Regions from separate parts of the Mus musculus genome. Here all the other regions are linked to region 2. A link is a loop called in an ENCODE intact Hi-C map of the cell type or tissue named here. Cell type or tissue: heart. All regions are shown on one strand. Links, peaks and the distances in the headings refer to the core of each region. The heading gives the core; the rest is flanking DNA.

Region 1 (10,949 bases), core at 1,396-9,395, 94 kb before region 2:
TGCTTATCCTTCTGTTTCCTGGTGTTGGTTGATAAAACAATGTTTTACACTATACTGTCATAGGCTGCAGGGCAAGGATGCTACACACAAAAGCATAGAAGACAGAAGGAGTAAACTTTGTGTTATCTTTCAATAGAGTTAGAAGGAAACCAAGAAAGGAAATAAGAAATAGGTGATAGTTGGATCTCTTTTATTAGTCAGCCACAGCAACTACACCCAGAAAAATGTTAAGGAGAATGTGGTCGGGCCAGAAAGACGATTGACTGTACAAATTGTAGTCGCTCACAAAATAAAAGCAAGAAAAATCACAACCAGACACGAGAAAAAGCCAATAAATTCTTAAGAATATCTTTGGATAAACAGTAAGAAATATTGATTTCAGTGTTTCCATTGATTTTATCTTGAGAAAGGTACACATAGCAAAAGGAGTCTAGAAAACTGAGCATGGAAGAAAGATTGTCTATGTCATGCATGCAAGGGGAGAAAAAGGACTCAGACATTGTTGGCTTAATCAATGAACTTGTGGACAGAATCGCTGGAGAATGGTCAGTAACTATGAGGTGCCCATAGAAGCACAGAAAAATTGTAGAGCATTTTTCTAGTAAATTTTAGAGCTATTTTTGAGTGGATGAAAAAAATGAAAGTAAATCAATAAATGTCTATAAAAGATGCTACCAAATCCAAAAGAATGAAAGAATGAGAAGAAAGAAAGAAAGAAAGAAAGAAAGAAAGAAAGAAAGAGAGAGAGAGAAAAGGAAAGGAAAGGAAAGGAAAGAAAGGAAAAGAAAAGAAAAGAGAAAAGAAAGGAAGAAAAAGAGGAAAGAAGGAAGGAAGGAAGTTAGTTTAAGCCCAAGGGTACTGAGATAGGTAATTCTCTAACAACTAACTCCATATTTTATTCAATTGTTTTTCACAAATCTCTGTGTTTTAAGGAAAATGCACGTGGATGTTTTACAAAGTTATGAAACATGAGATGGAAGAACCTCATTCTTAAATTATTCAAACAATTAATTTATTCTAACTAATTGGAGTTCTCAGTGAACATTTCAGATTAGAAAACCTTTACTTGCATTTTGAAATTAGAAAGAGTCTATTTAGTGGGTGCTTGTTCCTGAAATACTGCTGATTCGAGCAAGTGAAGGCCTTGCCATTATGAGACTGTCATTTTAGCCAACAGCACCCACTCTGAGCAATACTGTCCACCTCTGAACGGGTGTGGAGGCAAGTCTCACTTCACAGGACACAGACTTAATTAACATTGCCTACCGGGCGTTGTTCTAAAAGTTCTCTAGCATTGTAAAAGGAAGCCAGACATTTGATGAAGAAGGGAAGCAAACAACTCCGCCCCATACCGATTTATGCTGCTCCCTTAATGTCTCAATTGCCTGTTTAATACATTTTTCCTTCAGCAGCTTGCTCCAGTGTCTATGGGAACGGTTTAGGAAAACTGTACAAATACTTTCAATGTTTTCATTAATGTTCTGGTTTTGTTTATATTTTATTTTGTTATGTTTTTGTTTTTGTTCTAAAAGTTTTATTCTATATGAGCAAAACTGAGAAGTTATGAAAAGGTATTGCTTAGTTATAAGAGGCCAAGACAGTCTATTAATATTCTGTATTGCCTAGAAAAGACACCATAGGACTCATTTCATGAGTAGGTGAGTCTAAAAGACAATAATCCCATCACCAACTGATGCTTTATGCTTCACTCATGAAATCGCAACGGAGAAAGGCTGGTTTCCCTATTTTATGTTTGGGGTTCTAAGCCATGAAACTCCTGTATCAAAAAGTGATTCTCTGACATCATTTCTCAACTTCCCAGATTCAGATGGAGCAATTTCACTTTATGATGACATTGATTACAGCCCAAATAGAGAAGTACAAACCTTCCAGAAAGGACAAAACCAGTATCTAAGTGAATTGTAATCAAATTGAAATGATCTTAATTAAATCACCTTTTAAACATGAAAGAATGATCGACAGTCTATTTTGTGGTGGTAGTCCTTTTCTTTTGTCCAGACAGAGACTCATTCTGTATCCCAGGATCTGTGGCCTGTTAGAGCGATTGCCTCAGCCCCCTGACCTGATGTTCTACACATTCCTGATGGCAGTGTGAAGAACATGTCCTCTCTGCCCCAAAATACTTTTAAATTTGCTATAAAAAATTTGAAAGTATAAAATTTATACTTGAAATATTTGGAGACAATGTATATCAAGGACAGATAATAATAATAATAACAATAACAATGATAAATGTCAAAAGTTGTCCTTATCACATTTTTTAAACCTTAGAAGCACTGAAAGGCGAAGCAGTTTATTTCTAGAAGATCATGCTCTGGCCCTTGATGAATGCTGCCAAGTTGTCTCAGATGTCCCTTCCATCGCCAGTTTTCTGTCATTTCTTCTTTCATATGGTAGTGCTTCTGTGACAAAGATCTCTGGACACACCACATCTTCAAATACTTAGTAGAGAATTACAAAGCACCTAACTAAAAATGCTATGTAATTTTGCACATGGTCCATTTTTAAAGGACACAAAATGGAATTTAACCTCTTCTTCCCTTTTATAAAAGCTTATTGGAGCTGAGGGTATAGCTGTGCATGAAACCCAGGGTTTGATATGCAGCAACGCATAAAGTGCTTGGAACCCCATACCTATAATCCCAGCAATTGGGAGGTAGAGAAAGAGGATCAGCACTTCCATTATCCTCTGTCTACATAATGAGTTTGAAGCCAGTCTGTCTCAAAACAAACAACAAATAAATGACTTGGATCTATGGGAGACTGTTAGCCCTTCATACACAGTGTCTTAGCTACTTTCTGAATCTCTACACAAAACAAATGATATACTAGAACTGTTTACTGAACTTAATTCTTTCTACATTCCTGTGCAGTAGAGTTTCAGACCATTTCCTGTTTTCACTAGCTGTTTATAAGAGAAAGGATTTCTAGGACTAAACACTGTTTCTGGTATCCTGTTGTAAAAAGTAAGGCACACTACAGCTTCCCTCCAAACAATGCTATCGGGAAAATCACAGTAACGCACAAACGCATTCACAGAAATTCTTTGTCCTTAACATTTCTCTTTTATTCAAAATGGATTTTTTTTTCTGACATCATCTACTCCTTCCTTCTCCTCACCTCCCACCCAGATGGACTCCCTTTGTTTATCTCATTAGAAAAGAAAGAGGATTGTAAAAGATAATAACAATTATAATGTAATTCATATAATACAAAAGACAAGACAAAGAGTAACACATTGGAATTGAACAAAACAAACAAACAGAAGAAAGAGTCAAAGAGAAGCCACAAGAAAGAGACCCGCTTATTCACATAGTCAGCAACCTCATAAAAAAGCTAACCTGGAAGCCAGAGATGGCATGATGTATATGTAAAGGGCCTGGTGCAGACCCACACAGACCCTCAATTTACAGAAATTCTTAATTTTAAATTCAGTAAATTTTTTTCATCAAACATAAAATAACTACGATGGTAAATTTATAGACACTAGTAGTAATATTTGATTAAATTTTTAAGTGTTCATCTTAATGAAGAGTAGGCTCCATAAGCACCATGCATGTCCGTCACATCAACCATCTTACAGTAGGTCGTCTTTGCTGTCACTCGCTGAACGGCCAACCCTATACTTCCCTCTGGCACTAACTTTGCAGCACTTGAAATGTTTTTTTCCATTTGCTTGTTTTTGTTCTTTTATTTTTGCTTCTTCTAACAACAAACAACCTTCGGAGACCTGGAGCTTGTCATTTGGCTTTTCTTCCCAAGTGATGTTGTTTTACTATCCTCTGCTTCTTGATTTCCTTTCTAAGTTATCAGATCAGCCCATTACAAAGCTGTTGTTGCCCTTTCTGAAAGGATCCAGTTTCAAATAATTGGTGTTTCTGGGGTACATCATTTAGAGGCATTTCTCCTTCCCATTCTCAGGCTCACAGGAGTCTCACTGATCCACAAATCCACTTGTATTACTTAGGTACACCTGAGAAGAAGGCAGGTGGCCTGTTTGTCTCCATTTGATCCAGATTCCTTCCAACCAGAGAGGGACACAGATGTCTACACTTTCATAATAATAAGCCAGAAGTAAGCAACCATGCCATTATCCAGAGACAAAAAGCCAGTGACCTTTTCCCAGTAAAGAAACATATCTAATTCAGTCCTAAACTCTACAAAATCGATTGGAAAGTTAGAGTGAATTGCTTTTTTTGCACAAGCAGCTATTCAATCCATAAGTGAGCACACAGTTGAGTTTACTTTATGAAACGTTGACACTTTTTGTTTACTTGGCTGTACATGAAACACACCTGCAGAAAGATATCTGCTATATAATCAAACCTTCCACTGACCCACAAAGGACCTATCTGGGAGACAACAGTCAGTGTCAATTGTGTGATCATCAATGATGAGTATGTCTTTCCCATTCTTCCTAGGAGTTAACTAGCTAAGAGTACAAGCTTTCCCATTATTTTTTTTATTCACTAAATCAGGAGTGACACAAAGCCAGAAAATGCTTTCAAAGCATGCAAACAAAGTCTACTCAGCCTCTTTTCTGATTTTTAAGAACGACATTTTGTAATCTTAAAGCAAAAATTACAAAGTCTAAATCATGGTTTTAGAGTCATATGACCAAAATATTAATATTCAAGAAGGTCTAAAAAAAACAGATTTTAATAAGATATGAAATAAGATTTAGGCATAAAACATAAATTTTGAAAATAAAAAAGAAATATAAAATTCAAGGATAAGTCTGTTTCCACAAATTCTCAAAAGAAAATGAAATTCCCTAGCCCCCTCCTAAAAAAAGAAAATTACAGAACCAACTGGGAGATTTGGCAATGTAAAAATAAGGGCTCAAAATAAAATGTCCCTAGCTCCTTAACTGCAAGCAAATAAACTTCTTAAGAGAAGTATTGCACATTAATTATTATACCAGATGGCACACATCAGAAAGTTCACATAATTAATTCATAGATAACAGGATATCAACACAAAGACACAGACAGCTATACTCCTAAATAAAATTTCGGCTCACCAACTTCTAGAACAGCTTGCTTGCCCAGTCACAGGATCTTAAGATTGGCTTCAGGGAGACTGTTGAAGGAGACACAGAAAGTAAACACACCATTTCCACAGCGGAGCAGCTGAGAATTCTGGGAGGAGGCACGGGGTCTCAACCATTCATCTATCTTCTAGGTTATCCTGACGCCTGACAGCCATTGACATCCTGAGCATTCCAGTCCTTCAGACCCACGCCTACTAGGAGATAAATATAGGTCTCTGACACCTGAGCCAAATGAAATGAAAGCTAAAGTGAAAAATCACCCTCATTTTGTGCCTCAGTTGAGGAAAATAAAACCCTTAATCCTCTTTCTGCTGAAACCCTGTTGTGTTACTTAAGAAATAGTTGCTGTGCTTATGAAATACAGAAATACTAGTCAGTTTGCTTCTCTTCTGATGATCATTCGCTTTGATAGAGACAATCTTGGGTACTTTCTTGATCAAGCGTAATAGCAGGACTGCAGTTTAGTCAACAGATAGGGTTTTGCTCTAACCACTTGGGGAAGCTGTTAGATGCCAGTCCCTACAATGTGTATTTACGTTGTAAGCTTTCTTAGGATGTTTCCCCCTATTTTTAACAGTGCCACCATTCTTCTTTAACTCAATTAATGTGTCAGAATGTGCCACTCATGGCTGTGGTGGTTACATCTGAACTACTGTTATTTAAATATCTTTTGGATGTTTTTTGGCAGCTGGGCTTAATATTACTAATAGGTACAAGAATTAAAGCATGGCCCTCAATCTGAATAAATCTGGTAATAAAAGTTAAACTCTGATCCAATAGGGGCATGTATTCTATCAATGTATCACTAGTTTAGTAAATAATCCATGTATTAAGAATTTCTTCATAGTTAAACAACTGAGAGAGGCCAAAAAAGCCCAACACAATCAGACCTACATGCTCCTGTGATTCTTTTGAGATGATACGTATTTTCATTTAACAATTCAATTCTACAAAGGCCTAAAAAGGTACTAAGGGGAGGAGAGGGCATAGAGTTCCACATCTTATATGAAATTCTGATGCAATAGTACTTGCCAGATGCTTGGTCAAATCATTAAAAACAACACTCTCATAATATTTTAACTACTGTTCTCATGTGCAGAGAAATCCATCTGCTTAGCATTTTGCCGTGTGTGAGTGACAATCAGTTTTTGTTCCCTTATCCCAAATGAGCCTTTCAATCAACTTAATAGTTATAAGGCAATTCTACAGTAAAGAAACTTAACTAAAAAATATAAATGTGGCATGTCTAAACTGTGTAGTTTTGACTGGATCTTAGTTGTTGCAGGCTAGCCATCAATTTCACCTGTGCTTTAGCTTTGGTCAGATTAGTTATTCTATGAGCAATTCCAACATTCAAGTATTTGTAGTTATATACTAATCTATTTATTTTTGTTTAAGCAAATTTAGAGAAAGCATAGAAATCTTCCCCCCCCACCCCGCACCCCCTAAAGAACTGCTCAGATACCAGGTAAGTTTGAGAAGCATTGAGCCAGAAAAAACACAAAAAGGCAAGACAGTAATCTCCACTTGTAGAGGGGTCTCTGACATCTCTGGTAGTTGTGTGTCAAGTTTCTCCTGACAACATTTTTTTAAGACTTTTTAAGCATTTCTGGTAAAAGCACCCCAGAGGCAATCTGAGGTCTAATACGTGACAGACTGAAAGGGTAAGCAAGTGACAATAATTTCAGCTGCTGACTTCTTTTCTCAATACCAGGAAGAACTTTTAATGTGAAGTTTGAACCATATATTCCAAAATATAATTCAAGATAATTCATTATTATAGAAAACATTTTATGCCCATCATTTAGATGAAAAATTACTTTTATTTTTATTTGAAGAAAACAGTTGAAAATACTGTCCAGAACCTACCAGTAGTTACAGAACACTATGGGCATTCGGAGCATTCTGAGCTCTAAGCAGGGATTATTCTCTGTAAATAAAAATAGAAGTTTTGAATGTTCTATTCAAAAATTACAGGCGAGTATTATTTGCTCATTGGTTTCTGTACATAAGTTTCTGGGGAGTAGAATGTGATGGCTGAGAGCAAAATACCCATAGCCAGGGTTGAACTTCCAAGTGCTGAGGCTCTCTGTAATATCACTGGACAAGACCACTGACCCCATGTGCTCAGGTCATCACCAGAGATGTTTTTGTTGTTTAATGTATTAGTTTTGAAAACAACACTTCACCATGGAATATGAGTGTAACCTAAACTTAACCTGTTGATTGTTTTTGTAGTGTTTATAAACCTAAAACTTTGAACAAGTCAATATAAGCCCTTCCGGGGGTCTTTGTTGTTCAATGACTGGCTTAACCTTCAGCTGTTGAAATAAGATTCTCATAGAACATTATCGTGTACTACTCATTCCTGTCTGAAAAATCTTACTCCAAAGAAGCAAGGAAATCCACCTGGACCTTGACAATGCCACTCTGATGTTGACATTGTGGTAGCGTTTATGCTCTCTTCCCTATTCTGGAGGGATCTTTTTCTCTTATATGTCTTCCTCTTCCACTTCACCAGCATTAATTATTAATGAAGTTCCCTTACTCATTAATCAATATGTCAGGCTGCATATGTTTGGGGAACATAAAGTGATATAACATGGTCACTTTCAAAATCATTTCAGACAGGCCAAAAATGTAAATTACAAATATCCTCCTTTGTATTCCCTTGTCCATTGTTTTAGAGTTCATGGTGAACTGTTTCGAATCCTTGGCTCAGTAACATAACACGGAAGGAACAGATTGTAGCCTTCTAGGGGAAAAAATGGCATAAACTCCTTGACCCACTTGAAAACAATGTGTAATTGTCACTGAGATATGAAAACCTTAACCTTGCTAACTTGTGTTTCAGAAAAACATTTTTGAGAAACACCCTTGGATAATTATCAGCTTGCTAAGCATGAACAACATAGGATCAAAAAGATATTTGGTGGCAATATTTACAACTAAATATGCCAGCAAAATCCTGTTGGAATTTTCTGTAGGTTAATAAGACAACTTTGCATACCACTCAAAACCATCCTTCCTAAGAGACATTACTTAAAGGAGAATTGTGGCAAATGTTTCCTATTAGACTTCTCTGCTTAACTTGGTCTCACATCTGCCATGCATGTTATATCCTTTTCCTAACCCTCAGCTTGCGGCAAAGGCTTTGTTGGGTCTCTTTCTCCTTAATTCTTTTGGCTTTGGAGGAGAAGAGTCCTAACTTTGTAATAGTACATTAGAGCTCTCAAGGCCTCATAACTTATGTAAACAAGGTTTGCCTCACACTCATAGGAACTCTCCTGTCTCAGTCCTACAAGTGCTGTGATTAAGAAGAAATGTGTGCCATAGAACTGACTTTAATTTTTTTTTCTTGAAAAACTTAAAAAAGAACCTAAATAGTTTCACTCCACTACACGTGGTAGAATGCCCGGAAGGATTCATGTTAACTAGTGGATTTAGTCATTCTACAAAACACATAGATGGTAAGAATCACACTGGCTATGATTAACATGTAATATTTCTGCTTATATTTAAAAATTGTGGTATTATATTTGTAAACTATTAGATTTAGAAGAAATTGCTTCCTATTTGCTCAGTATTAAGAATGGAGATTGAAGGAATCCATACTATTAAGATTAACTTCTACTAAGATCTCTAGTATTTTCCCAAAGCTTAAAATTTTCAGTAGCTTTATAAGCCATTTAATCCCTACCTCCATCCTCATCTGCACTGATTACAAAAACCTCATCAACAATTAACATAACACATCAGAGCCAAGAGAAACACTGTTTTGTTTTGTTTTTCATCAGGTGGCCATTTATTCTTTGATACAGCAGGAGGCTACATTAACATCATGTACATATGAACATCTTCTTTTAGGTGATAAGTTGGGTACCAAAGATTGTGCATCTATTTTATTATTTGGTGAATGCACATCTATATATGGATGTTTTGCATTTGTGTACACATAAAGGAAATGAACTGAGGTATAAAAGTAAATAGGTTTTAGTGGGCAAACAATTAGGAAAGTATTTAAAGACAAGGGCAAGCAACTGCAGTGAACCATGGAGGGAAAGGAGCATGATAGGTTAAAACAACTAAAAGCACAAAGACGCAGGATGAGAAAGAAGAGCAAAGAGTAAGAATAGATGGCATAGGAATATGTATGGATTATCCCTACTCTAGGAACAAGAAAAATCCTTTGAAGTATTTTAATGCTTTGAAGGACTCTAAGGAAGGCATAATAAAATCTCAATTGCATTGATAAAGTCTGTGTGAGCAATGCTAGTGGATACAGAAAGGTAGAAATGGATGCCAGAAAGAAAAAAAAAAAAAAAACTGAGGCTGGATAGAAGGGAGACTTGGCCAAAGTGGATCTAAAAGCAAAAGGGAACACATAAGGATTTTTGAAAATGTATTTTGAATGCAAAATAGACATCCAATTATGTGTTGGTATGAGGGAAATTATGAGGTTCATTTAAGAAGTCTTCTATGGAGTTGTAGAAGTCGTGTTCCTTGGGCAATCACCAGAAAACATGAAGCTACAGTGGCTGGCACAGACCAAGTGTTGAAACACCATTTTATGGATGAAAATGAGAATAAGTGAGAGAACAAGTTATTGAGGAATTGTGTCCGAGGAGATGCCAGTGAACAGTGAAACATGAAGAGCAGCAGTCCTGGATGCTCTCTGAAGTTCCAATTCAGACTCAACCAACACCACATAACTTGTTATTTGAACAAAAACTGAATCTATACTGGAAATCGACAGACATTTTCTTGTCATTATCTCTAAGTAATTCAGAAGTTTATATTTTATTTATATTAGTGAAAGTATTATAAGTAATCTAGAGATAAGTTGAGATATAGGAGAGAATGTGTGTTGCCTATAAGCATGAATTTTTTAACACAGGTTGTGGATTGTGGAAACATTACCCATTGAGAAAGAAAAAATGCCCTCAAGGAAAAATGGGAAGTTGTGAGGGTGTGAGTTACTGTTTAGTTTTTGTTCTCACAGAAAGATTTCACAAGGTATAGCAAACTAAAGGGCACCTTTAACTCTTGTACACCAATAAGTAAAATAATCCAGTACTTGAAAACCAACCAAAACTGATTTAAAGAAATGTTGCAAGAGCTTTATACACGTCTGGGTATGTGTATAGAGCTTGTAATCTAATGGAAACTCAAGTCCCTCTGGACCAAGGGGAGAGAATATACACAGGACACAAGGTCCCTCTTCCAGCAGAACAAAACAACAGGCTGCTAGCCAATTATGGTAGCAGCCAAGCAGATGTCCCCACTGGTTTTTAAATCAAACACGGAGCCTGCATTTGTTACAGTGATTGCTTTTATATTGTAGGCACTTTCTGTTTATAAAACTGTTTTGAGGTGTTCAGGTAACTTATCAGCAATAATAATAATCATCTTCAAACACACTTCTGATATATTTGCTTGGTGAGCAACAATACACAGCACGATCCACTTTTCTTCTAGAGAAATACACGCAGGTGAAGAAGCACCGATGTGAAGTCCACGGTAATTCTCTAGCACTGACATATTTAGCTACGAGAATATGTTTCAATATATTGTTATTCTGCTTCTTGTAAAGTTCAGATTCCTGTTTTGTTTCTTTGTTGTTTTTTTTTTTTTCCTGTATTTTCTTGATCCCCTGTTGGGGCTATTTTGCTCTATGAATATTCTAAATATAGGTATCTATTAGTTTCTAGTCTTACTCTTTCATTTTTCTTCCTATATTTTTTCTTCTTTAATATTCTCTCTTTCCTCTCTCAGCTTCTGTTTGTGTTTCTAGAATGATCCAAAATTTATTTCTTGATCCACAAAGTCTATTTTAACTGTAAAAATGGTCATTGAAAATTTTTATACTCTGGTA
Region 2 (10,949 bases), core at 1,440-9,439:
AGCAAAGAGGAGTGTAATACATATTCATAATGCAGTTCAAGAAAATCAAATTTATTATTTGAGGATGACTTCACATTGAGAAACATAGAAAGTTTTGAACAACTGTGGGCAAAATGTATGAAAGGAACATAACAAAACAGTAAGATCAAAAAAGAAAAATGAAGACATACTAATCATAGTATATACTTTGAAAAGTGTTTTATTTAAAACAAAAGGCTGTGGCTGAAGTGGCTTCCTTATGTTGTTATACCTGGATATCAGTGCTCTTAAACACCCACTGCAGCAATAGCAGAAGTCTCAGAACCTTGGCACTGGCATGAGGTGGGCAGAGTGTAGGGAGTCTAGCAAGCATGATCCATAAGAAAGTATTAAGGAATGGAATGGCTGGAGAGAGACTAAGAGGACGAAAAGCTTAAAGCTCTTCCACGGGTCCTGAGTTCAGTTCCCAACACCCACATCAGGTGACTCAGATTCCTGTAATTCCAACTGCAGGGGATTTAGTGTTCTTTTCTAGACGCTCTGAGAGCTTGCCCTTGTGAGTATATACCCATAGACAAATATATGGAAAATATTAAAAAGTAAGAAAATATAAAGTCACAAATAAAAGAGTGGAAGATACTTTACTTGAAGTGTTTTTACTTAAACAGATGAAAGTGAAAGACCCCCATTTCTAGGGAGACTCTCACTCAAGTCCTGGGATGAGCTGACCGTTCTTGATGCAATAGCGCATGAGGTTTAATCAGGTATGAGCATGCTGAGGCCGAGCTCCTAACCCACATAGGGGCAGAGGAGATCAACCCCCAGCAGTTGCAGTTGAGGGTTTTTAAGGAATAAACCGTAAAGTGATGGGAGGATAGAACCACAAAGAAGGGGGATGCTGAGTAAACATCGTAAGAATGGGGATGGTGAATTACAGCTCATCTCTCATGAAAAGGTTATAGGCTATCTTTGGCAAACATTCCTGGTCCCTTATACCATGGGTTAGGTGCCTGGGCGGGTCACCTAGTGGTCATCATTCTCTCAGGCTGAAGGCGAAAGAACAAAGAACTCCATGCTGGGCTTCATTTCTAGGGGTCTAAGAAACACATTGAGTTGGGGTCTTACAAAAGCATATTTGCCACATCGGAGGAAACAGTATTCTCCAAGTCATTTGTATCTGTAATTTGTTCTCCAAAAGCCCTAAGAGGTGCACACCGATAATATGATTTGATAAACAAGGAAACTGATGATCACAGAGATGAAAGTTAGTCACCCTGTCTAGTAAAAATCAGAAATGTATGGAAGCTAGCTTAAATTACATACATAAATACAATATATTTCTTCATCTCCAAAGGTACATGAACAGTGTTTCTTTTCTTTTTTCTTTCATCTTTTGAAAGACCCACAACGTGAGGACTCCCCCACATTCTGACTCAGGAGAGGCAACACCCCAAAATCACCAACGAGAAACGGTCTTGCTGCAAACTGCAAGAGGATTTTTATTCAAGAGCGCTCTCGGGCCCACAGTCATACACCACGCAGGGGTAGAGGACTGTGGTGCCCCGAGTAGCTGGGTCAGGGGGTATTTAAAGGAAGAAACCATAACTCAAGGAAGTGGGGAGGGCGTTGTTGTAAGATACCAAAGATACCAGTTAAGAGTCACAAGGAAGTGCAAAGTCACAAGTGCCACGAGGAATACCTGGTAATTCTGAGGGTTATTTCTCAAGACAGTTTCTAAGAGCCCCTAACAATCTAAGAGCCCCTAACAATAGAACATTTGCATTGCAGGTTCCAGTAATGGTCAGGGTGCCATTCTTTGAATTGAACCCAGGAAGCAGGTGGGTGGAGGAATGTCGCTATCTGTTTTATGACCAGCACACCTTGGAGCACTGGGCCACAGAGGCCACATTCCCAAGCCTGGGCCTAAAGGCCTAAAATTTTGTTTTCACGTTTTACTTCTTTCACTTTCAGTTCAGTAAGTTTGAATGGCTTTCATGCAAATGATGGAGATTTTTAATTTTACTCATGAGAATTATTGTGTGACATGTTATTCCTGAAAAAGACTCAACATGATGAGAAGTCGACACTTCGTGGGTCTCTCTGCTCCTAGATTGTTGGCCAATGCAATCTATGAGGAAAGTGGGTGCAGAAACCTAGAGGGGCGGGGCGGGGTGCGGAGGCGGAAGGAGGAGTGGTTGCACAGCCTTGTGAGTTGCATGGAGAAAGACTGCAATGGGATCTGATGTCAGTAGACAGATCAACATTACTTGGGATGATTGACGATTTATAGTTTTGGGGGACCAAGGGTAGGGACATCCAGTATAGCAAAGGTCGTTGGCTGGGGACTTAGGGTACCTAGAGCCCCTCATTAGCATGGGGAAGCATTTTGGGAATCTCAGGTGCTGGCTGAACACGTTCTGTCAGGAGAAAAGAAATTGGTCCTACAATCTAATTGAAGCTACAAGACTTTCCTCAGATAGAGATGTGTATGGAGGCTTGGATTCCACAGACAAGGTCAGAGAATGAGAAACCTTGCTAATAAAGGGAGTTTCCCATATTTCACCAAGCCCAGAGGCTATCTGGTCAAGGTGTGCTTTGACCTTAATTAGCAAGTAAGTTTCCCACTATACTTGAATACAAAATATGTCTATAAAAGCATAGTTTTCATTTCAACTTAAAATAGTTTAAGTTGCAGGGCTTTGGGGTGTGTGTGTCTTGCTTCTGGTTTATAATAAAGACACAGATATCTGGCCTTTTTTGGCTTGGGCAGTCTCAGCTAGCTCAGCTAACATAAGCCAACTTCACTGCCACTGTGTTCCAACCTCGAGGTGCTCTCTGCTTCTTTCTTGTCCAAGTTTCTGTGTCTTGCCTCTGTCCTTCTGCCCAGTAGTTCTGTCCCAGCTCCTGCCACCAACTCTTTTATTTATCAAAAGTCACACTCTTGTGGGTGGGGGGAGCTATTAACATAGTGGGAGAGGTTCCACAGTTTACATCTGGACTATCTTTAGGTTGCCTTTTGGCCAAGTTGGAGACAATGTGACCTTTTGTGACCTCCCCCACAGCAGCGCTAGCTTTTTATCATGATAATCTCAGAGAACCCTCTTTTAGGGCAGGTAAGGAAGTTATAAACTTTTACTTATCTGGCAGCATCTGGTGCTGTCGACGCAGCAATTAACAAGGAAGATACAAGGACTTACGTAGCCATTAGATACAATAAATGTGGGTGTAGGTCATCCCAACTCTCCCCCATAGTTCAAGAAAGGGCTTTATCTCTAACATCTGTAAAACCTGTATACACTAAGAACAATTGTGAGAACTACCAGGGGAAGAACTATGTTTACAATGTTTATTCCATTTCTATTTGGGAACTTGAGAAATAAAGTACTCCACTGTTTGTCTCATCTTGGTGAGCCCAATGTACTGTAGGTTTGTGTCTAATGAACACAATGAGAAGTCCCCTTTAAGTTTATACTTAGAATACAACGAAAGAAAACTTAAGATGTTGAGCTTGTGAATATGATATTACCAAAACTCCATTGATTAATTTTCAAATTTTAATTATAACAGTAGCAGAGTGAGGAAAAGTCATCTGAAATGTTTTTCATTCTGTTTAATACCTTAAAATCACTTAAATCGCTTTCTTATCACTATTTAAGCTTTCATATTCTCCAGCCTTCATAACTTTCACAGACCAACCTTAAAGCACCATCCTAGATCTTATAGCACTGTCTTAGGTCCTACAACGTAAACTTCAGTATCCTCAGCCCTTATTTAAAAATGGTAACAAGGAAGACTGTATCTAGACTTAGTAGCGGCAGCTTTAGGAGAGTGAGGACCTTTGCCTGAGCTTAGAATTGAGAACACATCTGGAGACTTAGTTTCTGTTGTTAAACTGATCATTCTTTCACTGAACAGATAGTCTGGGTCCCTCTGTGATCAGCAGGGGCATCAGCCTTTGGCTACCAGACCCAGAAGATCTGACAGACTTTCCTGGGAAGCAGAAACTTAAGGAATGACTGTCCTACTTTTCTAGGCCAAGAGAGTCATTCAACTCCCTTGTGTCCTGCTTGCCCACAGTTGGGACCAGCAGTCACTCAATGGCTGTTTTGCCACGTTTGAAGCAAACTTAAGGTGGAGGCTCTTCTTTGGAGGAAAATACGGGTGCTGCCAGGAGCTGGCATGTCTCTCTATAAAGAAAAGCTTTTTTTTTTAATTAAACATTTTAAATGCCATATTCTGCAGGTCTCTGAAGCACTTGAAAATCATCTATCTATCTATCTACAGTATATCTAAATAGTTGAATTTTTTGTTTGTTTGTTTCTAGTTATCTGTGTTAGGCTTAACATAGAAAACATATACAAGAGACTAAATGAGGCTTATTCCTATCATTAATTATGTCCATTCTTAGCATGAATACAAGTAAAATTATGAATTAATGTATTAAAGGATTTTATCATTTATAAGGTGACTGACTACCAACTTGTATTTCTTAATTATCCTTAACAGTTTACAATAGTAGTCTTTATAAGACTAGGACTTAGGTTTAGCCTTTAGCATCATGATTTGGAATTGAAGTTCTTCTAGTATCACAATAAAACTTTCAATCATAAATACAGTTGAAAGAGAGACTGGAAACTTTACTGACCCAGAGGATATGGCTTGAAACCATTTAAACTTTCCACTATTAACGCACACCTGGAAACAAATATGATACAGCATTACCAGGAGAATTGAATTTATGTGAACACATATGTAGAATGTGTGTGAGTGCATTCCTCTCTATAGTCCTCATTTTTCTCGTGCAGAGATCAACACAGCCACAAGACTGGTGCATTCTAACTCCCTCTCTATTATACAGTTATATGATTTCATTAGCCTAGAAAATTATCATATATATCAACACATGTCAAATTATTTAATGTCATGGTGCCCTTTTTAGCCAAAGGAGCAAACAAACTCTGTGTGCTTCAGAAGAGCTCAGTTGCAGTTATGAATATTGTACAGATTTCAGATTCTCTTTTCATATTTCTACATAACAATAGTTTTGTTCATTTGTATTTTATTATTTTCTAATTGTGTGCATTAAAATGCAAATGAAGTACAGTTTTTAATTGTTATTTGAAGCATTATCTTCTTCAAAGAAACAGTACGTGTCTTGCAAAAATTCCTCTGGTGCTCTTTAGCCTAGAAAGTAACGTTAGTTATGCCCACACTTTAGAAGGAAGGAACTATTTTAGGCTGTACTGAGCAGAGGCAAGCATGCTGTCCTGTGTATATTTAGTCCTGTAACATGACCTAATCCTCCAAGAATGGTGTGATGATCGTGAACTAAGACCCACTATCACTGTGAGAATGGGAATGAACAGTTCATTTCTGAGGCGCTTGGAGATGGAGTTTGAAATAATGAAGGAGACTTTTAGATGAGTTGTTTTTTATTTAGAAATTATGCCAGTACAGCAGTTAACTGTTTGAGACTTCACCCAGAACAGTAAACTTACTACAGAGAGCAAAGAAAATCTTTTAAAATTTTTACAAATTTTTAAACGCTGCTTTACAAAATAATTATAACCAAATATAAATTATTAATATGAAGTTCCATAAAAAGTTATCTTCTACTTTATAGCAATTAATTATTTTATATCACTTAAGTACATAATTAATTACTTAATAAGTTACAAAGAATTGTTATATACTTACAACCCTTCTAGTGTCAGAAATAATTTGGGAAATTCCAGTATTAGTGTGATTCCATCTGATTTTGACTTTTGCCCTTAGTATTCATGGATTACACACCAGTGGTTTCAAGCAACTAAAGATGAAAAATGCCTGTAACTTTGACCTGTATTTAATACATTGAGATTTTTTATTCTCATTATCTTATCGACAATAGAAAATAACAATGGTTTACATCATAGTTACAATACAGTTATAATTGTAAATAGTGCAGCAGTTTAAAGCACAGTAGTGAATCTGCATAGGTTATGAACAGATATGATATCCTATTATATAAGAGACCTGAGCATAGGAGCTTTGTGCCTTCAAAGGACTCCTATAATCAACCTAGTTTGTTATTCTAAATGTACATTTACTCTTTGTCATAACCTAAAAGTCACCCTTTTTATCCACCTAATGTGTGACACAGTTTTGAGTATTCTATACCAGAGAAATAAAATGATTTATGTCTGCAATTTTTTTTTTACCTGACCAATAGTGGGTCTTAAGTATTAAAACATTTCTTTAAAATCCATGATGTTATAATCATATAACTTTCAAATTTTACTTCCGTGTGTGTTGTGATACAGATGAAACTATGGCCTCCCACATCTAGACATATATTCTACCTCTAAGTTGTATCCTGCTGCAAAATTCATATACATTTTTCTTGGTTCTTAAGAATGATATTTCACTTGATTGAAAACACTTCAGGAGTAAGTTTGACTTTGTTAAGGGAATCATAGACAATATATAATTATTTTAAAGTTTTAATTGATGGTCAAGAAGAAGCATTCTTTTCCCTGTTTCAAAAATGCTCCAGGCTTTTCCCATCAGTCACTTCACTGAGCAAAATATAGGACAAAGTAAGCCTGAAGAAGTAGGACTGAAGCTTCTTCTATCATCTCATTCCCACCGCTGAAAAACTTTTGGTCAGTAAAACTGAACACGTGTACTTGATTTGGTGGCGTGAGATTGTATGGAACTTGGTTTTCTGACACTTACTTTCCAATATCCACTTCCATTGCTAGTGGCTAAGTATCCAGGGCTGTGCAACTGTTTGCTGGGAGAACGGATCCCTAGAATCCACAGGACCTAGTTTTAAAATCAGCACTGCAAAAAAAAGAGGATTAAAAAAAAATCTATGAAGGAATATTGTCAAATTGCTGTGGCTGATTTTTGCATTCATTAGCTTTGTTTGTAAGTTCTATGACCTATGGCAGAAAGCACCCTGGCATAATAATGGAGGCGAATCGTGGGCAGTTTATCCAGCAGGGAGAATCGGTGCATAACCACCTGTCAGTGAAACATTATTTATTATAGCCTCACCACTCCTTATTTTTCTGTATCACAGGCAGCTGTTTAGACAACTGCAGAAATCAGATACATTAAGATTTGCCAGGGACAATAAAAATGTTCTGCCATAAGGGTTAAATTTAGATACCTCTCTATCTGCTCACCCAGGCTCAGGAAATATGTAGAGCAAGACCATACAGAAGTACTTCAATAGAAAAAAATGTTGTCTCATAAAAGGGACAAAATAAAATAATGTCATACAATGCATTTTGATATTATTTTTCTCCCTCAATTCCTTCTAGACCCTCCCAAGCCCCATCCAGTTTTAGGATCTCTGTCTCTCTGTCTCTCTCTCTTTCTCTTTTCTCAAAAATCAAACAAAGAAAACCAATAAAACAAAAAGAAAGAGAAAGAAAGAAAGAAAGAAAGAAAGAAAGAAAGAAAGAAGGAAGGAAGGAAGGAAGGAAGGAAGGAAGGAAGGAAGGAAGGAAGGAAGGAAGGAAAGACATTTTGTGTTGGCCAGTTGCTCTTGGGCATGGAACGTGCAATGATTCCAGGTTGGTACACTCAGGGACATGCCTTTTAAGAAAACTGATTTTTCCTTTCCTTTTCAAATAGCTTCTTGGTCGGCATAGGTTAGTTTTGAATTACAAGTTCAAAGAATCATTTCTTTCATGTGAAATATATCTCATTCTGATGCATGGGGATGAGATCATAAGCGTGGAGCAGGAAGGAAGCACTAGAGAAAAACTGGAGGTCAAGTAGGTAGAAGTGGGATTAAAATTCATCATTGTGCTCTCAGGGACCTCTAATTCATATTCATCGGTATAATTTTAATAAAAGCTTTAGATTTAGTTATTATTCAAATTACATTTTGCTTATATAAAAATCATAAAACATTAAGTCAAGATAACTGCCTGCCATACACAGATGCAAAAACAAACAGAGGTCATGACTTTTTAGTTTTCATTTCTCAAAACGCTTGTCCTTAACATCAAGAGAGATTCAGGCAGTATCTTCAGAAGGTCCTGACTGACAACCTAAAACAGCCACTAAGTTTTCACCAAGAACTATTATGTCTGTTAAAGATCATGTGAATTTTGGGTTTTTCTATATGATGCTAGTTTTCTATATGATGATAAGTTAATGCCAAAATCTCGTATAGTGTACATCATAAACTGTAATACATGTTGTGGATAAGGGTGAATATAACATCTGTGATACCACTGCTGGTTCCTCATTTTTACCTCAGCATATACTGATCTTACTGCATGAGACATTCCATGTCATCCCATATGCATTAGGGCTCCTGGCAGTTAACTAAAGTTGTTAAGATGCTTCATTCTTCTGAAAAAAGGAAATTATAGCTATGTCTAAGGCTATGATAGGCTTCTGAGGACAAGAACATATTTTAATCAGAATAAATTTCTGTTTGAACAGTTCTCAAATAAAATTATTAATGGTTCTCTTCTTTTGTCATTTATTCAAGCAAAGATGCAAAGACTCATCTCAGGAGGCCAAGAACAATGTACAGTCTGAAATTGTGAATTATGTATGTTATACGGTTGCAAACTAGGAGATATAAACATCTCAAATAATGTTTAAATTTAAAATGTAATTTTCTCTATTAGTATGTATTATTTTCTTTAGAAGTTACATAAAAAGAGGTAAAAAATTTATGCATGATAAAATAGGTTTTAATATACTATCTGTATATCAGTGAATAACATCTGCTTCATTTTGTTTCAGGAGCAGGTGAATCTGGGAAAAGCACTATTGTTAAACAAATGAAGTAGGTACAGAAGTATTTTGAGTGTTTGCCATTTGATATTTCTCTATGCATTGAACAATTCTGTTTTAATTATTTATTTTAGTTTTTATTATAATATAATTTCATTATTTTTCCCTTTACTTTTCTCCCTACAATTCTTCCCACATCCCCCTTCTTGGTCTTTTCCATATTGATTGCCTCTTTTTTCAGTAAATTTTGTTACATATTTATGACTAAGTATGATCTGCTAATGAAGTCTCAGCAATATGACTGATTACTAATCATGAGCTGAAATAGGACTAATAGACATCCTCACGTGGACAGAGGAAGCCCAAGAGACTTCAATCCTACACAGAATTACAGGGACATAATGGAGGCTAGCAGCTGCACAAATAGTCTTCTACAGAGAAGAGACACCAATTAGTTGCCCAATAACAAATGGTAAGCCCGGAATGCACACATACAAGTAACATTATACACACTGAAAAAATCCTAAGAGGAATGCTTTGTGTGCCACTTTTCAGAATTAAGGTAATCGCTTCAGTATTTGTGGGTAGTGGCAAAGTTATCCTGACTTTTAGAGTGTGTATATATTCTTTTTTATTGTTCAATAAAAAGTGTAATTTCTATTTTTCTTTTGAATTTTACCTTTCAACAGTATTAATCCCAGAAGTTATGTCTTAATCATACCAATCCTCAAATGATCTAGATTTGTAACATTGTGACTATAAGGCAAAGACATTTCAAATATGTCAATCAAGGATCCATTTGGAATTTGGCAGAAATTGGCCTTTTTTTTTTCTATAGTACGGGAAATGTTTGTTCACTAATATCACTCCAAAAGATTCTGATGTGCTCTTACATTAATTTTTCTATCCATTCTTTACAATGGGGTAACTGCCTAATTTTCTGAATACAGAAGCATTAAACAAAACTGCAATGATTAAAATCTTCAATTAAAAAAACAAACAAACAAACAAAATGAGGTTAGATAATCAGCGATGAAGCTCTTTGGTTAACCCAGCCCACTTTTTACTTTGATATTATACATCATGACATATTATGACATTAAAATCTCATGTGATTTGCCTATCAATTTACTTATGACTTTTGAAGTTTCATATATAGGTGCCAGAAAATATTTAACCCTTCCATCTGTCTCTAAACCATACTTTATGACTTTTACCCCATCCTAACAGCAAAGTTATTTCTCATTCTTTCAGATAATTATTCTTTTCTACTACCCTCTTATTTAGGACATAATCACACTTTGTTATCTTATTTTTTTATGTCTCTATGTTTTATAATCTTAAATATAGTTTTTTAATGAAGTGTCATTTTGCTATATAAAAAAATCAAATATTAAATCATGTATAAGTAGACAAAAATAGAAAACTGGAAAGCCAATAATAATTATTATAGATATATAACTGGCTAATATATAAAGAAATATAGGCTGATATTTAAAACAATAATGTGCCAAATACATGGATACAAAGAAAAACCAATGAGCAGTTGGAGTTTAACTACCTGTAACAAAGAAGTTAAATAATATAATTCATTCAAACTTTACTATCTGTAAAATAAAAGCTCTAGTCAAAAATTAGGCATTCCATCTTACAATAAATTATAAAAACATAATTGTAGCTTGATGTGGTAGTTTATTCTCATAACCCTCAGAGGCTGAGACAGGAGGATTGCTACAAGAATGAGGCTAATCTGTGCTATAAAGAAGGTATGTTATATCAACCAGAGCTGCTAATAATTTTACTTCTAATTGTAGAAGTACATTTTGCAAAAAAATTAGTAGGAATACTTTTTCTATATTTAATATAGATTTCTGGTGGAGAGATGGTTTGGCTGTTAAGTGTACTTTGTTGACTTTGCGTAAGATGAAAGTTAGTTTCCAAGAACTCCACCCTTTTTCATGCTTCCTGTGGATCCTACACACCATACCCCATGCCCCCACATGTCTTTCCTTCCCCCAGCCTCTAACCCCAGCAAGTCCTTTCAACAAAGATAACAGGCAAGCAGGTCAGTAAAACTTATGGCCACTTAAACCCATCCCTAACTGTAGTTGCAGGGTACGTGGTCCCATTTTCTGGTATCCAAAGGAACCAGGAACACATACAGGTTACTTACATAATCAGGCAAAAGGGGCCACAGAAAAAATAAATCTAAATCATATATA
Region 3 (10,949 bases), core at 1,628-9,627, 110 kb before region 2:
AGGTTAGGCACATCCTTTCCCACCAAGTCCAGACAAGGCAGCCCAGCTAGAATATATCCCACAGAGAGGCAACACCTTTGGGGATAGCTCCCACTCCAGTGTTTGGGACCCCCATGAAGACCAAGCTGCACATCTGCTACACATGTGTGTGGAAGCCTAAGTCCAGCCCATGTATGTTCTTTGGTTGGTGGTTCAGTGTCTGAGAGCCCAAGGGTCTAGGTTAGTTGACTCTGTTGGTCCCAATCCTTCTTGTTCTTAAAATTGCTTTTTCAATGTCAAGAGAGAGTTAAAGAATGAGATCAAATATCATGCTTCCTGGTTCTGTAATGAGAGAGACAAGAAGTTGCCTGTCAGGGTCGAACTAATGCCTGCTTTCTTCTGTCTTTCTACGATTCATAAGGGATTTTCTTACATATAAGCAACTAAGCAATCCTGTAGAAGACAAATTTACTGATGAGAAACAGCTGACTACAGAAAGCTGCACCTAGTGGAGGCAAAAGGTTAAACACTATCTGTATCGCTCTCATCTGTATCTCTATGTCTATCTTTTTTTTTTTTAGGTATTTATTTCATTTACATTTCCAATGCTATCCCAAAAGTCCCCCACACGCTCCCCCACCCATTCCCCCAACCACCCACTCCCACTTCTTGACCCTGGCGTTCCCCTGTACTGAGGCATATAAAGTTTGCACGACCAATGGGCCTCTCTTTCCACTGATGGCCGACTAGGCCATCTTCTGATACATATGCAGCTAGAGACATGAGCTCTGGGGGGTACCGGTTAGTTCATATTGTTGTTCCACCTATAGGGTTGCAGATCCCTTTAGCTCCTTGGTTTCTTTCTTTAGCTCCTCCATTGGGGCCCTGTGATCCATCCAATAGCTGACTGTGAGCATCCACTTCTGTGTTTGTTAGGCCCCGGCATAGTCTCACAAGAGACAGCTATATCAGGGTCCTTTCAGCAAAATCTTGCTAGTGTATGCAATGGTGTCAGCGTTTGGAAGCTGATTCTGGAATGGATCCCTGGATATGGCAGTCTTTAGATGATCCATCCTTTCATCTCAGCTCCAAACTTTGTCTCTGTAACTTCTTCCCTGGGTGTTTTGTTCCCATTTCTAAGAAGTGGCAAAGTGTCCACACTTTGGTCTTCGTTCTCTTGAGTTTCATGTGTTTTGCAAATCGTATCTTATATCTTGGGTATCCTAAGTTTCTGGGCTAATATCCACTTATCAGTGAGTACATGTTGTGTGAGTTCCTTTGTGATTGGGTTACCTCACTCAGGATGATGCCCTCCAGGTCCATCCATTTGCCTAGGTAGTCAGCTGTTTCTCATCAGTAAAATCACAAGTAAGCGAATAGGGAGTCTGTGCTAGACTATGAATAATTTGTAATATACCCATTGTGTCTTGGTTAGGGGTCTACTGCTCCATTGTAAATGTAACTTTTATTCACCAGATGCCATTATCATCTGGAGGCTTCCTATTGAATAAGATCACCCTTTCTGGTTCTTTCTGAACTCAGGTTGGCTGCTTCAACTCAGCCATTCTGTCTCAAACTCCCTCTTCAAGAGGACTAATACAAACTGGCTTCTCTTGGCCTCTGACTTAGTTGCTCTGCTCTGCTTGGAAAACCTGCCTCTGAATTCCAGGAGCTGAACTGCTCCCAACTGAACTAAACTGAACCAAATTGAGATGCACTCACTGAACTGCCCCCCTTCTCCCTTCATTGCTCTTAAGTAGCCTCTCCTTCCTGTCTGCTCTTGTGAGAGCTGGGAGGACCCTATCTCTGACTCATATCACCAATTCTTTCTGATTCGTTACTTTGTCTGCTCCTCCCTTAGATATTATTGTTTAGGATTAAATGTGTATACTAAGGGTATCTGTGTATTCCAGCCAGATCAGATCACACAGGCCTAGAAGGTCTTTGGATGTGATTGCATGCCAGGACAACCATGATACTGGATTTAAATCCTTCTACATCTTTTGCCACTATTTGTCTGTCCCTGTTGTCTTCAGTTGGAATTATGTTTGGTCATCGCACTGATTTTATCTGTGTTCACAGTGTGTTTTTGCTTCTCAGGTCGAGTGTTAGTCTGCCTTGGCCCATTGCCCACCTCACATTTGTATATAAGCCAACTGGGAAAAATATAGGGGAACCAGCAGTTCCCAGAGGAGATTTCCAACTACCTCTGTGTGCCTGAAGATGCTTCCCTTTTGAAGCCCCACCACCACCACCACCACTACCATCACCACCAATCCCTCTGCAAAATATTGTTAGAGGCTTTACAGACAGTGCTTCTCTGTAAAGCATGACCAATAATTTATAGTAATGGTTCTTTCTTTATTGCCCTTACAACTGTGTTGTGAAATGTAACAAAAGATTTTAGAAGCGGTTCCAATTACAGGGAAAAATTAACTGCTGCTGGGCCACAACAAAACTAAAGAGTAATAAGACAAATATATATATATATATATATAAATATATTTAATGCAAAGTTTTGTATGACACAGAGCACTGACAACCTAAAGAGACAGGGAAACTTACATATCTTTATGGCAAGCCATGTAGAAATATCATCAGACACAGGATATGACCCAGTCGTAATAAACTAGAGGCAGCTAAGCAAAGCCAGACTGTTAGGATTCTTGTTGCAGCCTTTAAAGCTAAGATGTTTCTTCCTTCTGGATATAAATGTTTTATGATCTGCTCAGAGGGGACATGGGAGGGAAAGAGAATGACAGTTCTACTTCTGCTGCTTTCTCAAAAGCCGAAGTATATTTTTCAGTGCACATTCCTAACTCAATTTAAAATGAAGTAAATGTTTTCCACAATTGTTTACCAAAAATCTCAAAAGTAATATGTGAATGAGTGTTGGTAGACTGAGTGTAGACTTCCATGTTGAACAGGCAGAGCTACATGAGGATATCCACATGGAGACAGGGGATTGGGGAGGAGATATGGAATGTGGAACAGTTGGAGGGTGGATGGGGCAGTTGAGAGAAGGGAAGGGGAATAAAATATGGAGTGTAAAAAATAAAATATAAAAAATAAATAAAAAAGAAGACAAATTTACTGTTCTCTAATTCAGTTCAGGTCTGACACTATTGAAAGTGAAGATAGTCTCGAATAAATCTGCATTTAATTTTGGGCAGTTGATGTAGGTGACTTTAAAAGTCATCAGTACTGGCTTATATTGTTTGTTAGATTATTATAGCTAACCATTGTCTTATTCTTCCACTGGCTTTTCTGTAGCTGATACTCTGACACACCAGTCATGGTGACAATGGTTTCCTAAGCTGCATCTAACATCTTATGGGCTGCTGTTGTCCATTAGAAAAGACTGATCCTGTACTTGGGCCTGAGAAATCACAACATGCACAGGTGTCTTTTTTATGTAACTCCAACCACTAAAGAACTCTAGAGCTTCTGTCTTCTGAGTGTGTTTCCAGTGAAAGCCATGAAGTTGGATTATATGCAGAGCAACACACTACAATTTTTCCTTGCCTTCTTGTACAACCTTGATTCTTTGTTCTATAAACATCTCTAAACACTTCTTTCTGGAAATGAACTTGACATTTCTTTTTCTATGGTTACCTGGTGAATAAATCCCCTTTAATGAACTCTGCATTTCAGTGAATGATACACTAAGTGATGGGCAAAAACCTAGCTTTGGTACCCCTACCTACATGGAGACAGACTCAGACCCTTTATAATGAAATCTCCATCCCCAGTGAACACATCCTTCCAAGCTTTGCATGCTGGTTCACAGCCATGGAAACATTTTCTTGCTATATTTTTACTGTTTGTAAATTGGGTTTATAGTGTGAACGTGATTAATTTGCTAGACCAGATGAGGGAACACAGAGGAATGCTTACCACAGTTGCCAGCTTATAAGAATGGATATAATAAGTGGCATGAATGGGGAAAAGGATAGATGGAGCTACATAAGAAGAGCTACTGAGTTTCCATGCTGTGTTACTTTTAGTTCATGTCGCAGGTCCAATTATATAGAAACTCCTCAAATGTACTGACTAGTGGTTTGTGAAGACACTTGCATGGGCATAACTGCATGAATCTATGCTGAAGAGGAAGCTAACAGATCACTGAAACACTGGCTCTCTACAAATTCTCTTGAAAGACAAACGCAGCAACTCCCAGAAATGAGGAGAGTCCTAGCACCTACTGTCAGCTAGGATGAGGACAGAGAAGTTTTTAAATCAACATGGGTATAGAAATGTGACGCAAGATTAAAATTTCTGTGATTTGTCTTGATGTAGAGGAGTTCTAGTTTATATGGTATATATTAGAGGCAGAGTTATCAATGAAGACAACAGATACAGATGAAAATGTTTGTATCTTAATGTCTTAATTTACACAAAGATTTTCTTCTCTCATGATAAAAGTTTCAAATTTCCCACATCTTGTTTGGTTTCCACAACCTCAAGCACAGGATACTTCCATGCTCATTTTCAAAGGAGATGCTGAAGTTAGAGAATTTATTTGTGGTCATGAAACAATTGTGCTGCAGAAATACCATTTAAGTTCAAATACAGCCCAATACCACATATATGCAAGTTTTACCTTTGAAAATAGCCATTGGGGAAACATCATGAATTTTTATAAAGCAATTTTGTAAAGCTTTTAGAAAGAGAGTTATAAAAAAAGGAATGAAAATGTTCAATTTCACATTAAGAAGGAAGAAATCTCTGAAGGAACAAGCACCAGAATTCAAAGAAAAGAAAATAGTTTTAAAAGATACTGGGTTTGATGAGGGGAGGTAGGCTAAAATAATGAACTTGTTTCAATTCGTGAGCACACATTTTCTAGTACCACAAAAGGAAGAAAAGATATTAGGGGCGGAATGTGTCATTTCAGAAGCAGGAAGGGAGTGACACATTTGGAAAACTGACAAGAAGCTAGCATATTGGGTGCTGACCAGAACTTTGTGTGCCTTGTGCAATATTCTAAGGAGTTTGACCTTTATGCTGAGAGCAGAATGACACTATTAAGTAATTCTAAGTAAAGAATGTTAAACAGGATACGAATTTGTAACTGAAGGGGATATGAAAAGGAGAAAATAGGGAAGATTATTCACCCAGAAGTATTAATACAATAACACCAAAACCACATAAAGGTCCTGAACTGACATGTGTAGGCAGTTCTAGAAAAGTACGTCGTGCCTAGTCTAGACGGAGTGTGGATTACCTGGGAATGTGCTTGACGTTCAATGTGACAACAGAAAGAGCTGAAAAAGCAAAAAGCAAACTTCAAACACCATTATCATACATGAGACACATGCTTTTCCTAACTGCTTCTGAGGATACTTTGAGACATAACAGGCAGGGTAGAGAAAAAAGAGGCAGTGGAAACCAGATAAGAAATCAAGCAACAGTCTCAGTAAAGGCAGATGATAAACCACTAAAGGTCAAAACAGCGATCTTAGTACTTACTGTACACCAGCAGCTCTGCTTGTTGGCGGAGCAGTTCTGAATGGCAGCGGAGATAATAAAAGGTGACTTTAAGGCTTCAGTTAGTGTTATGACATGAATAGAACCCTAATTCTTCCATTTTCTCAGTTTGTATAACAGTGATATATTTAGCTACAAAAAGCTTAACTTCAGTGTGTTGTAGAATAGTAGTTTAGTGTCTCAAATATAACTTAATATAAATATAAGGTCAAGTGGGGGGTCTTGAGTGGAAGATAGAAGAGGTAAGAGTTGGGAGAAAAAGTCAAGAGACAAAGTGCCTTCCCAAGGCCAGAGACCAATAAGCAAGGGATATCCACCATTCTTTTTTACATCATCTGGGATCTGGAAACAGATTCAAACCTCTACAACCTCTCAAAGGGGAAGCAGTGAATGATATTACATAGACTTCTGGCTTCATAGCAAGTGTTTAGACCATCTTATTAGAGAAAGGGTATACAATACAAAAATGTATCATGATTATTTAAGTATATAGGATGAAAGAGGGAGAGATATAGGAGAATGAAAGCAGCCAAACAAAGTGCAAGACAAGGAGATTCTCCAGGAAATGACCAGGCCAAATTTACAGTTGAAAACTTCTATAATGATTGAAGGAAAAAGCTGTTAAGACACTGGCGAAATGAAGAGTAGACATAAGCAAAGAAATTTACATAGTTATGTTAATATATTTAAGGTATTTAAAAACTCAACCATAGAGTTAATTGCATAAAGAAAATTTGTATTTTTTTTCCAGTTCAAGTGACTCTCTATTGCAAAACTAGGCATACAGAATAGCCTTTGACCACCAGGAAAGTTTGCATTTTTCATTGTAATAACATTGCAGACAACAATGTTAATCAGTAGATGTATACAAATAATAATAACCATATGTAAATCTGATGCTGAAGAAAAGGACTCGAAGAGTAATATGTCCCCAAATCACTAATACAACTTTATGTTTATTTGTAATGCACATTTTATATTGCTACTAACAAAATATCAACTCAATGGTCAACACATGATTCGTTAGTTTAATATTGTAACAATCAGAGTAAAGCATTAAAAGGGCAATTATGGGTTGTATTGGATATAAATAAACCTATGGCCTGAGCAGCTTTAATATTTCAAAGTATTTATTCTATACATGGCATGCCCAAAACATGTGCACGCATGAGCACACGCACACATATGAGACTCTAGGAGGAGTTATAAGGTTTATTTATATAATTATGGAAATGTGTGTGAGACAATAAAGATAACCAAAAAGAAAGCATGAATTTGAGAGAGCATTAAAGGCGGAAGGAGAACTTAGAGAAAGAGGAAATGAGGGGCACAGGAAAGAGGAAAGGGAAAGAGGAAAGGGAAAGAGGAAAGGATGCAATCACATTTTAATTTTTTGAAGTTATAATAAAAATGTAATATTTTAAGATCACAACACAGTATTGTATTCAATAAATGGTTATTTTAGGTTTTATGAAATAGTCATATGTCTGACTTGAAAGCAGCAACAATGAACATCCACCCTGGGAGAGGATAGTCCTTGAATAGAAAGAATGAACATTTTATTTGTTTAGATGTCATCATCAAAAAAAAAAAGGCAAACTGTGAAGTTTAATCAAAATAGCTTTTGATAGAATACAAAAGGTTGATCATCTTTCATGCCTCTTAACAATCACACTCGTAGCAAAACAACGACATTTTCTATTGAAATATCCAGTGTGTTTTCTCTATCTTATGAGCTAGAGAGGAAATTACAAGAGGAACTTTCTTAGAATCTTATTCCAAACTTGTGTAGAAATGGTGTTTTTTATACAGCCTTTATAATGTAAGTTTGCAGGGTGTTGTGGAAAACAGCCAACTCGTGAGAGCTGACCTAGTCCTACCAATAGACACTGTTTGGCATTCATAACTAGGCTTTCATGTTCTTCTTTAGATAATACCTCTCTGAGATCATAATGAATAAATACTAAAGAAAACCACTCTATAATCATATGTGAACACAGGGAAATTATGAACATCTAAGCCACAGAAACCACGACTTTTTCCACACACTGTGACAACTGCTTCCTTGTCAATTACATCTTTAGCATCATTCTAGTCTCTCCTCTGCCTAGAGAGATTAAAATTGTCTTATCTCACCATCAACTTCAGCTCCCCAACTTTATATTCCTTCCCTAATTTACCAACTGTAATTAAATTCCATCCAATTTTTTAAAAATTTTAGAGTTTCTGTTATTGTTTGGATGTTAATGGAACCAAAAATTCCATATGCTGAAAACATTGTCTTATGAATCAGTGTTCCAACTGGGACAACTGAGAGCTGTTTAAGACATGAAGGCCATAAATTCATGAATGGATTAGTCCATTCATGCATTCATAATTCAAAGGGATATTATAAAGGTATAGAAAATTTAGAAGGCAGAATTAGTAAAAAGCAGGGAACTGGTTTCCTTTGCCCCTTTTCCTATGCTCTTTCTCTCCACATTTGCTCTAGCAAATTAACTTTGTTAAAATTCACTTTACATCCTGATTGAGAACCCCATTTCTCCTCTCTTCCTAGTCCCATGCTTACAAATTCTTCCCCTTTCCCGCCCCTTTGGGTACCACCCCATGCTGCTCTGCTATAATGCTCTGATTCACTGCAAGTCCAGAAATAATGGAACTTCTACAGCATCTAATGACATCATTTCCCCTTTAACTTGTTATACTCAGCTATTTCTTTTTTTCAGTGATGGAAAAATTGCTCAACACAAGTGCTTACTGAGTCACTGTCACTTTGACATACTATATGTTACCTCCTTGTAATAATTAACATCTTCAACCACAGATGTTTTCTGGCAGTCAGCAGAGACAGTGTTAATAGGAACCTAAGTATGAGGAACTCCCAATGCTCTGTATGTTTGGAAGCATAACCTTTGAGAATTTTCAAGAAATCTAAATGTACCTTCTAAGAAGGAGAAACTCTGGGCTAAGAGGAAGAGTAGTGTTAAGAAGTCATCGGGAAATCACCAGGAGGTCACTGGGATAGAGGCTACCTACTCAGGAGTCATGCAGCACCTTAGAGCTTTTTCATAGTTCTATTTCAAAAGAAGGCCAGGAACTGTTCATCTATATGAGCAAGATATCACTCAAAGGAAAAACCCTGGCCACAATGTTATGATGTTGTTATTATAGAAATGTCCATCAGAAGAGTATAATATGGTTTGAGAACAAAACATTCTTCTATCTAGTAACAAGCAAACTCATGATTTTTGAATAGCATTTAAAGAAGAAATAGACAGACACAATATAGAGAGGAAGTTAAAATCTTAAATAATCTGTGTCTCAGTAAACAAGGCACAAATTTCTGGGTTTTTTTTAAAGCAACAGTGATAATAATTGTTACATTATAATTATGACAATTATTTTAAAGCAGGCATCAAGAGTGCCAAGTTCAGTACTCCAGTGTCTACTACCGGTTTTTGAGAAATAATATTCTAAGCCTAGCCTGGTTTACTCCACTGTCAGAGCAAGCTGCATTTTTTCACTGCCTTGTGCCCTATATTTGTTTTCCAATCCCTAGTAGCCTGGAAAGATTTAAAATTAACTCAGACTCTGAGCACGGCACTCCCTGTATGATGCATGTCCTTCCCTAATCTTATCTTGCCCTCAACCCTTTGCCTACATAGCAAGCACCTGCTGGCCAGTCATGCCTGCAACCCAAACCATATTCTGATATGTCTCTCCTCACTGTCAGATTAACACCAAGCACACAGACAAAGAGTGTGTCAAACCTGTTTGATCTTATTTGCATTTTCTGGTTCTGAGGCTTTTATCCTGCCTTTTAAGTTGTTTCTGGTATAAATTGGCAGAATATATTTGAACTTTACAGTCCTCACGTTGCTTGGAATTTACTTTTTATTTTCTTTTTCTAAAATAATATTGTTTATTTTTCGTTTAATGTGTATGAGTGTTTTGCCTGTAAATATGCTGCACAGTATGTGTGTGGTGCCCAGGCAGGCCAGAATAGGGCACTGGATCCCCTGAAATTGGAGTAACAAGACAGTTGTGAGCAGCCATGTAGATGCTGGCAATTAAGCCCTGGTCCTCTGGAAGGGCAACCAGTGACTCATCTCTCCAGTCCCTCAACTATTATTTTTTAAAGATACAATTTCCTCTGTTGTTTACACTCAAACTTCATGATGATCTGCCTGTCTCAGCCGTCCCAGTACTGTGGTTACAGAAATTAGAGACCTCATTCACATGATTCTGGACTTTATTTTGGATACAAATAAGCACAAGCCTGGGATCCTCCCCAAGTAGATCACAAGTCATCTGAAGGACATAGTCCTAAACCATTGATTGAGTTAGAATGTGACAGACACTCCCAGGTGTTGAGAGTGAATGCCAGAGAGAGCAGAAGGAGGTGCTGTGGCACAGGTAGTGGAAGGAGCCATGACATACTTGAGGACTGCAGAAGGCAAGCCCAAGTATAGGGTGGAGTGGCGTGGTTTTGGTAAGGTTTTAGTATAATGTATGAATCACTAAGAAAATGGGCTTTAAAAATATCTTGGGCCATGTAATAGCATCTAGTGCTGCAAATTTCCTTCAGTAAATTTTCATTCTATTATATTTAAGTCAAAGAACAGAACAGCCATTGAACAGAACCAGTTGGTGGTAAGACCAGAGTAAGCTGCTAAAGAAACTAGGAAGGAAATGTAGAGCTGACTTAGCACGTGGGTGTAGAAAGGAGATATTGGGAAAGGTTTCAGAAACATGGACAAGTCATGGATCACCATGACAATGAAATTGGTAGCTGGACCATGCACACATTTAGCTAGTTGGGGGAACTATCCCAGGTTTGAGGACTAAGTATCAAAATTAAAGGAGGTACCACTGGCACTGAAGAAAACATTTGGTTAGTACTGTTTGAGTTTTTTGAGTTAGTACATGTTTTCTAGATGAAGAATCCTGACTCAATCTTTTGATCTTTCTGCTTAATCATTTAAAATAGTATTAATATTTAGTACTTTTAATTTAGTGTAAAAATTGTACTTAGGCTGTTAAATTAATTAATACATGAAAGTCACTGGTATAATCATTATATATATATATATATATATATATATATATATATATAAATATATATATATATAAAACAATATTATCTATAATGTATATATATATATATATATATTAACTCACTAATTTTCTAGAATTACCCTATGAAATAGGTACATTTATCACCCAATTTTACAGTACAGGAGCAAAGTCACAAAGAGTTTTACTAACATGCCCAAATTCACAGACCTGGGGACTTTGGAAGATCTCGGCTTACACCTACATAAAATAGTAATAAGAGAATACTTTAACCAATTATTTATAATTATTTTCATTAAATAATAATCAGTTGCATAATTGTTATCATATTCCATTGTGGTTATCCAATGAGGTCAAATAAGCATATTCTACCTATTTATTTACAATGTAAGAATTTATAGAGT

Evidence for each region. Hi-C counts contacts between places; a loop is a spot of excess contacts. Peaks named below come from ENCODE experiments on the same cell type or tissue, not always from the same donor. Only the 100,000 strongest peaks of a DNase experiment are listed, where the experiment ranks them.
Region 1: a loop joins it to region 2, with 2.7 times the contacts of the local background. A loop is called at or near these places in 6 of 42 quality-filtered maps.
Region 3: it touches region 2 in a loop (3-fold over the local background); 6 of 42 quality-filtered maps call a loop at or near these places.

What each region holds. Positions count from the first base shown.
Region 1 is chr5:17,883,667-17,894,615 of GRCm38, forward strand. It overlaps a transcript of Cd36 not described here. Among named protein-coding and RNA genes, the nearest start is that of Gm31612, 43 kb to the right of the region's middle. In heart, for the core only: no CTCF peak of the experiment used is centred there; a DNase peak (open chromatin) is centred at 5,165; H3K4me3 peaks cover 538 bases; H3K27ac peaks cover 778 bases.
Region 2 is chr5:17,977,701-17,988,649 of GRCm38, forward strand. Gnat3 (guanine nucleotide binding protein, alpha transducing 3) reads left to right here. Exons shown (of 8, transcript NM_001081143.1): 2 at 8,737-8,779. Among named protein-coding and RNA genes, the nearest start is that of Gnat3, 21 kb to the left of the region's middle. In heart, for the core only: no CTCF peak of the experiment used is centred there; a DNase peak (open chromatin) is centred at 5,281; H3K27ac peaks cover 2,495 bases.
Region 3 is chr5:17,871,895-17,882,843 of GRCm38, forward strand. It overlaps a transcript of Cd36 not described here. Among named protein-coding and RNA genes, the nearest start is that of Cd36, 41 kb to the left of the region's middle. In heart, for the core only: a CTCF peak has its summit at 9,147; DNase peaks (open chromatin) are centred at 4,927 and 9,127; H3K27ac peaks cover 1,072 bases.